2 separate regions of the Mus musculus genome follow, and region 2 is linked to region 1. Evidence: chromatin contacts called from ENCODE Hi-C or POLR2A ChIA-PET data. All regions are on one chromosome and are shown on one strand. Each heading gives the region's core, a stretch centred on a gene start or an enhancer-like site at or near the end of the contact. The rest is flanking DNA. Distances are from core to core; before and after follow the strand shown.

Region 1 (4,127 bases), core at 744-3,243:
AAGCAGACAGGCACAGTGTGAAGACGGAGATGTCTAGCTTTCTGGCCCTCTCCTGTCAACCGTTAGATATCTGATGGGGAATATTAGATATCAGAGCCAGTGCTTCAACTGAAGGGACCCTTGGGTCGCATCATGTTGGTTTGTTATATACTGAGACCTAATGGGTAGATATTACAGAGCATTTGACAAACTTCCATTAAAGTTGGTCTGGAAGTCAATAAAATATAGTTGGTATTTCTGGCTTAAAAAAAAAAGAGGAGGAAGAAGAGGGGAGGAAGAGGAAGAAGAGGAAGGAAGAGGAAGGGGAGGAGGGGAGAGGAAGTAGAGGAGGGGGAGGAGAAGGGAAGAGGGGAGGGGGAGAAGGGGGAAGGGAGCGGAGGAGGCGGGAGGAGGACATCTTTAGAAACAAAACTGCAGGAGCTGGTGGGAAGGCTCATCCTGCCCTTCTACAGAATCAGAAGTGGGTTCTTAGCACCCAAGTCAAGAGACTCGCAGCTGCCTGTAACTCCAGCTGCAGGAGAGCCAAGGATTTATTCTGGCTTCTGTGGGCACTCACACCTACATGGCACTCAAACACCAACACTCACACACTCAATCAATCAATATCCAAAACTTAAAATCTTAATAAAAAATATAAATCCCGGGCTGGCAAGATGGCTCAGTGGTTAAGAGCACCGACTGCTCTTCCGAAGGTCCAGAGTTCAAATTCCAGCAACCACATGGTGGCTCACAACCATCCGAAATGAAATCTGATGCCCTCTTCTGGAGTGTCTGAAGACAGCTACAGTGTACTTACATATAATAAATAAATAAATAAATAAATAAATAAATAAATCTTTAAAAAAAATATATATATATATATATATATCCCCTTAGCCAGTCATGATGGCGCACTCCTTTAATCCCAGCATCCTGGAGGCAGAGGCAGATGGATCTCTGCATTTAAGGCCAGCTTGTTCTACAGAATAAGTTCAGGACAGCCAGGGCTACACAGAGAAACCCTATTTGGGGGTGGGGGGGAATCCCTTTTAAAAAAGAGAGAGGTAAAACCTCAGGGTGCCTGGGTGAGGGGGCAGGAAGGCAAAACTTTATGCTTCTAAAAAGTTAGAAATCTATGTGGCGTTTTCTTCTCTAATCAAGCATTAACATCGAAGCCGGATTTTCATTTTGCTGTCTCTCTTCAGAGAAAAGATGCTCTACTCCCTGAAACAGGAACTAGAGGAAGTTGATACTACTCAAGATCTAGTTCAAGAAAGTCAGGGTTGGCCTGAAAGCAAGCGTGAAGTGTTTCGCACACCCAAAATGTTAAGAGCAGTGGCCCCCGGTGTGAAAGGTCTCCCATGGTGTTAAGAGGGGAGCAGGGGCCAGGCATGTGGCCCGCCAACATCTTAGCGGGGACAAAGGTGGGTTCTAAAAGTTAAAATCTCAGAGAAAAGCTACACATGGACAGGCTCTTCTGAAAGGGACAGGATAGCAATGCCGTGAGAAAGAAAGGTATTTGGTTTGGTTCTCAAGATAAAAACAACATCTAAATACTCTGTCACTCGTCAGCAGCACCTGTGGACCCGCGTCCAGCGGTCAGGATGCTGTCCTGCTAAATCCTATGAAACAGCTCATGGAAGCAGAGACGTTTCCTTCCAAGGTTGAGAAGCAGAATCTGATATTAAAATGATCCTGCCCAACTCTGCATGGCGTTGGAGGTAGAATGGAAAGGGGGAGGGGGAACATCGAGGCTACGCAGATTTCTTTGACAGTCTCGCCCTTGCTGTATACTTTCATTCTTAAGTTCTTCAACTGTGTGGTCCGTTTGGCTGCTTTTCAATGTGGAGAAATTATCATCTGGTTCCCGACTGACCAGAGGCTCTGGCATAGGGACGGTGACCTGTTCTCTAAGTCTCCTGGAAAAGAACCAGCTGTGTGCTTCTGGAGCCTGGCATCTTGACCTGGCCAGAGCTTTCCTCTTCCTCCTTCCCCCGTGTTTCTTCCCTTACCGTTGCAGTTTGCCGCAGCACTGGTAAGAACAGGAAGTGCCAGGTTTCCTCTCCAGGGCTTCCGTAGAAGGGATGTGCTTACCACATCGAAAACACCAGCCGGAAGGAGAAATGCTCACACCCTCTAGAAAGCATGGCCCTCTCCGCCCACCCTACCCCCACTATAGCCACGTACCTCCTCTATGCCCTCCCATACTGGCCCCACCCCACCCCCAAGAGCCTCAGAGCCATGGGTTTGGGCCGCGATCACACTCAAGCCAACTTTAACCCCACTGAAAATTGGTTTGATGTTTATAATCCCGGCACTCGCGTTAGACTTTAAGGGATTGGTTGGATGGTTCAGTTTATGGGTCACGTGCTTGCCAGCAAACTTGACAACAAACTGGAGCCCACAACAAGAGGAGGAGACAAACTCCACAAACCAACCTCTGACTTCCACACAAATTCCCTGGTGCACGCACACACACACACAAATTACACATGTTTTTAAAATGGAGGAGGCCAATGCTGTCCGTGGTGTCACTAGCTGTAATCCCAGCATTTAAGAGGCAGGAGTTAGGGAAGATCAGAGAGGAGTTTGAAGCCAACCTGGGTTATGTGGGACCACCATCTCAAACAAACAAACAAGCAGAGAGATAAAGAAATGGAAAGACGGAGTGCCTATAAACACCCTCCAGGCTGTCCCCACGTTGTGATGATGCCTCTGGAGTCCCAGTTGCAATAGGTGACAACTGCTACTCTGAGCCTCCTTACCTCTGCCCCATATGAACCTTCTCCTTATTTGGCATTTAATCAGTAAACGTGTGTTTTTCAGGGGCCACTGTTTTGATATCCAGGGCCGACAGTTTGATATACTTGATAGAGATGGTAGGGTGCTGAGATGGCTTTCTGTAGCACACTGATAACATCTTGACCTTAATCCCATGTGATCTTCTGCAAATCTTATCTGTTCTCAGCCCAGTGTTTCCCTCAGATGAAGTGGAATTATATAAAACATTAGTACAGAATAAGTGTGAGAACTGTTAGTGGTGATGGAAGGTGAGATGGCTAGTGGGGAGTTTTTAAAGTTGCTGTTAGTTTAATGGAGTCTCCTGGTTTGAACTCAGTCTCCTGAATTTCCCGCTGCATTCCAACTTCACCGTCATCACGGACTCTGTGGAACAGTGAGATCTTTGTGCGAAAAGCCCTCAGAGAGCACCTTGGGACACTCGAGACCACCACACTGTGGTGTCAGGTTGCTGTGAACAACAGTAGTGTCCTCGTTAAAAAGAAAGTGCTGGGCTGGTGAGATGGCTCAGTGGGTAAGAGCACCCGAAGGTCCGAAGTTCAAATCCCAGCAACCACATGGTGGCTCACAACCATCCGTAATGAGATCTGACTCCCTCTTCTGGAGGGTCTGAAGACAGCTACAGTGTACTTACATGTAATAAATAAAATAAAATAAAATAAATCTTAAAAAAAAAAAAAGTGCTTTTTAAAAAATAGTTTTATGGGGGCTGGCGAGATGGCTCAGTGGTTAAGAGCGCCGACTGCTCTTCCAAAGGTCCCAAGTTCAAATCCCAGCAACCACATGGTGGCTTACAACCATCCGTAACGAAATCTGATGCCTTCTTCTGGATTATCTGAGGACAGCTACAGTGTACTTACATATAATAAATAAATAAATCTTTAAAAAAAATAGTTTTATGTCTTTTGCTTTCCCTTTGTCTGTTGATGAATATTTTTGCTCCAGATACCTTTACAGTTGGCATTCCTTCTAGGCTCCGTCCAACAGTTACCTGGCAACAGCCGGGTAGGCCTGGCTTGCTATAAAGGGGGCTGTTCGGCTCCTTCACACTCCCTCTGCTCCTTCTCTTTCTGACTCTCTTCTCTCCCTGACTCCTCCCTCCTCTCTCCCTGATCCCTCTTTCTTCATGTGTTCCTGGACTGCCTCTCTTCCACCCCTCTCTTTCTGTCTCTCTGTGTTTACTCTCTTCTCACTTCCCCTTCCCATGCTTTAAATAAACTCTATTCTATCTATACTATAGAATAGTATATGGCTGGTCCCTCAGGGGGAAGGGATGCCTCAGCACGGGCCCGCTAAGGCACACCCCCATCCTCACCATACCTCTCTCTACAAAGCACATCCTTGACTTT
Region 2 (4,127 bases), core at 1,056-3,555, 50 kb after region 1:
TGGGGGCAGGGTGGGATCGGTAGAGGAAAGGGGCCACTGAGGCGGAAACAGGGAAGCTTTTTTTTTTTCCTCTCTCACACCAATAAACCAGAGGAAGATGAACCCCAGAAGCATTTACCAGCTTAGCTGTGAGCTCGAGGACAGCTTAAATTCAGACCCCTAACCACTAAGGAAAGCGCTTGTCTTCTCCGTGCCTCACAGAGCTACAAGAGCATAAGTAGCTGGAAGAGTATGCTTGCCGAAGACAGGATTTCCATTGCCATCCTGAAGATAGACGCTCAGCTGCTACTGCCTGCTTCCCCAGCAAACACCCCCTCCCCATACCCCCAACCCCTATGCCCCAACTTCTCGGTCCCCTCTCCTTCCCAAGTTCCTCTAAGACTCTTCTATCAGTCTTTCTCGTTGCTTTCTTGAGGAGTTCACAGATGCCTCTCCTACACTTGCCCCAAGTGTATAGTGATCATTCCCACACTACTCAAGCTATCTCCACTAGCATAAGATGCTCTCTGATTCGTCCAGAATCTGGACATCTGACAACTGCAATCGCTGGATGGCTACAATCGCCCAGATCCTAGCGGAGAACTCTCAAAACAAGATGCCTAGTTTGAGGAGAAGCTGAATGGTCCCCAGCCTCAGCTTCTTCCTAGAGCCTTTGGGGGAAACTCTTTCAGAGGGGTTGCCTAAGACTGTTGGAAAACACAAGATTTTTGCATTACAATTCACAACAGTATCAAAATTACAGTTATAAGTAACAACAAAACTAAGTTCACAGTTGGGAGCTGGCCACTAAGGCAGCAGGAAAGGCTTTCCTAGCCATGGACGGACTCCCTTTGTAAAGTTTGTATCCTTTGTAAACCCTCAATGTTTCCAAGTGGCCAGGCCCCACCTGAGGAACCCCAGAAGCCAGGCAGGAAAGGCTAAAACAGATGTAACTTAAGGCTAGAAATTGGCCAGACAACCACCCCCACCCCACCCATCACCCCCAGACCATCATTTTGAAACTGCAATCATTCCCAGTACCAAAGCCGGAGAGAGGGCAGGCCCTGCCCTAACAAGAAAAACATCCCACCAATCCCTGAGCTTGCCCCAAAGATCAGGCTACATAATCCCTCGGATTCCAGACCACCCTGGAAAGCTTTGCCCACTAAGAAACCACACATAAACTCTGTGCTCTGCCCAGTTCTCTGCTGCCTGCCAGGTTCCATTCCCGGGTGACAGAAATTCGTGCTTATTCAGTGCATGGAAACAAATGATTGTTGGCTGTTCAATCATCCCTCTACCTCTTCAGATGATTCACTTCAAGGCATCAGCATCCTCGGAAGGTCAAGTTCCTCTTAGAAAATGGTGCTGTGGTGGCCAGTATGGTAGAAGGAAAGAACTGGCGCCCACATGTTTTTAGATGTTTAAATTGCATTTATTATGTGTGCACAGACATGTGTTTGTAGGTCAGAAGACAACTTGCAAGAGTCAGTTATAGCCTACTCTTTGAATTCCGGGGCTTGAACTGGATTATCAGGCTTGGCAGCAAACACCTCTACCCACTGAACGGACTCACCAGCCCCTCCTGTGGACTTTAAATCATTTCTAAAACATTCTAATACTTCTATACTATTCTGTTCTAAAACTACCCTATACTGTTCTATTTTATACTTCTGTACTATGCCTAATACACTGTATTCTTAGGGATGTGGCAAGAAAAAGAATCTAACCTTAGTGAGTATATTTTTAAATTATTTTTTACTTTAGTAGACAATATGATATGTTTCATAATGGCATTTTCATAAATATGTATCATCATACTTTGTCAGACATAATTTCTTATTTTATTTTGCTTTAGGACAGTTTTCTAAAATGTTTTTGTTTTGTTAGAGACAGAATTTCTCAGCCCTTGTAGCCTTTGTAGCCCTGACTGTCCTGAAACTCACTCTGTAGACAGGGCTGGCCTCAAACTCAGTGATCCTCCTGCATCTGTCTCTCAAGTGCTGGGATTAAAGGCGTGTGCCACCACCGTCCAGCTAAACAGCTTCTTATAGCCCAGGCTGGCCTCAAGTTTGCCGAACAGCCGAGCATAACATTGAGCAGTCTTCTAGCCTGTACCTTCCAAGTGCTGCTGTTATAGGCATGTGCCCATGTTAGTAAGGGCTTGGGGAAGGAGGAACCTTTAGACAGAGCTAGTGGGGATGTAAACTGGTGCAGCCTCTGTGGAGACCAATGTGGTGTTTCCTCAAAAAAAAAAAATCTAAAAATAGAACTACCAGTTATACCACTACCCAGCTATACCACTTCTGAGTTTACAGCCAAAGGAATCTAAATCCACACACTTACCCCAGAGACACTTGTCGGTTCATGCTTACTGATGCCATACCGACAATAGCCAAGATATGCAGTCAGCTTGGAGGTTCAACAGGTGAGACAATTTTTTTTTTAAAGATTTATTTAGTATATCTAAGTACACTGTAACTGACTTCAGACACACCAGAAGAGGACATCAGATTCCATTATGGATGGCTGTGAGTCACCATGTGGTTGCTGGGATTTGAACTCAGGACCTTCACAAGAGCAGTCAGTGCTCTTAACCACTGAGCCATCTCTCCAGCCCAGGTGAGGCAATTTTTAAAAGTGATATACACACAATGGAAGTCTGTTGAGCAATAAAGAACAAAATTATAGCATTTTGCACAAGGAATGGACTGAATGAAATATTGCTATGTTAAGTGAAATAATTCAGACTCAGAAAGTCAAATATCACATGCTCATGCATATGTGGACTCTCAACTTAAATTTGTGTGTGTGTGTGTGTGTGTGTGTGTGTGTGTAGCTTGAAAGCATAAAGGGGAATGCAAGATGGGGGAGGGGACAAAAGAGGGTGATAGAAAAATCTGTGACATGAAAGCAGCCAGACTCTTGGAGAAGAGGACAAAGACAAGGCATAGGTGACAAGGGGTGGATAAGAACCAAGTACAATTACACACACACACAATGTCACAGTTACACACACACTCAATATCACAATCACATACACGCAATGTCACAATTGCATATACAGCATGACAATTACATACAGTGTCATAATTACACACTCAATGTCACAGTAACATACACACAATGTCGCAATTACACTCATTCACAGTGTCACAATTACAACACAGTGTCACAATTACACACATATAGTATCGTAATTAATTATATAAACAATGTCACAATTACACAGGGTCACAATGGCACCCATTACTTTGTATGCTATTTTTTAATTAAAATATTTTTAATTAAAAAAAATTTTTAGGGATTGTGTGTCTGTGCTTTTATTTTATTAGTGTCTCTGTATGTGGTGTGTGTGTGTGTGTATGTGTGTCTGTGTGTGTCTGTGTGTGTCTGTGTGTGTGTCTGTGTGTGTCTGTGTGTGTGTGTGTGTGTGTCTGTGTGTGTCTGTGTGTGTGTCTGTGTGTGTCTGTGTGTGTCTGTGTGTGTGTGTGTCTGTGTGTGTCTGTGTGTGTCTGTGTGTGTCTGTGTGTGTGTCTGTGTGTGTCTGTGTGTGTGTGTGTGTGTGTGTGTGTGTGTGTGTGTGTGCTGGGAACAGTATGTATGCCAAAGCATAAGTGTGGAGGTCAGAAGACTCTGCAAAGTCTGTTCTCTCCTCCCAATTTACTTGGGTTCCAGGGATCAAGCGGAGGTCATCAGGATTGTGCAGTAAATGTTTTTACCTGGTGAGCCCTGGTGAGCCCTGGCCTCATAATTAAATGTTTATAAAAATAACAAAAATAGCCGGGTGTGGTGGTGCACGCCTTTAATCCCAACACTCAGGAGGCAGAGGCAGGCGGATTTCTGATTTCGAGGCCAGCCTGGTCTACAGAGTGAGTTCCAGGACAGCCAGGGCTACACAGAGAAACCCTGTCTCGAAAAACAAAAAAACAAAACAAACAAACAAAAAAAAACCCAAAAATATTTTTTCCATCCATGAGTGGTTGAATCTGTGGATGCGGAATCCTTAAACACACAGGGCCAATTGTATGTGCACTCGATAGGATAACAGCTCACCATTAAAAGGACAGAGTGAGGACTGGGCAGGTGGCTCAGTAAGAGCGTTTGCTGTGCAGGCGTGAGGTCTCTGTTCAGATCCCTGATACCCA

Evidence for each region. A loop is a pair of places that touch in the nucleus more often than their neighbours do. ChIA-PET counts read pairs that join two places held with the same protein, here RNA polymerase II (POLR2A).
Region 2: a map of heart shows a loop between it and region 1 (3-fold over the local background). The contact joins the promoter of Bex6 here to the enhancer-like site in region 1. A Hi-C loop is called at or near these places in 6 of 37 maps with a recorded cell type or tissue (CH12.LX, T-helper 1 cell, T-helper 2 cell and 1 more). POLR2A ChIA-PET finds 5 or more read pairs at or near these places in 3 of 5 experiments (all embryonic stem cell).

The regions. Positions count from the first base shown.
Region 1 is chr16:32,128,303-32,132,429 of GRCm38, forward strand. No RefSeq gene overlaps it. Among named protein-coding and RNA genes, the nearest start is that of Cep19, 31 kb to the left of the region's middle. Within about 2 kb of position 1,994, at least 1 of the 3 ENCODE cell types and tissues checked has a DNase peak (open chromatin) inside an H3K27ac peak, as active enhancers do; it is heart, where a contact is called at or near this core.
Region 2 is chr16:32,177,495-32,181,621 of GRCm38, forward strand. Bex6 (brain expressed family member 6) reads left to right here and starts at 2,306. Exons shown (of 3, transcript NM_001033539.2): 1 at 2,306-2,407.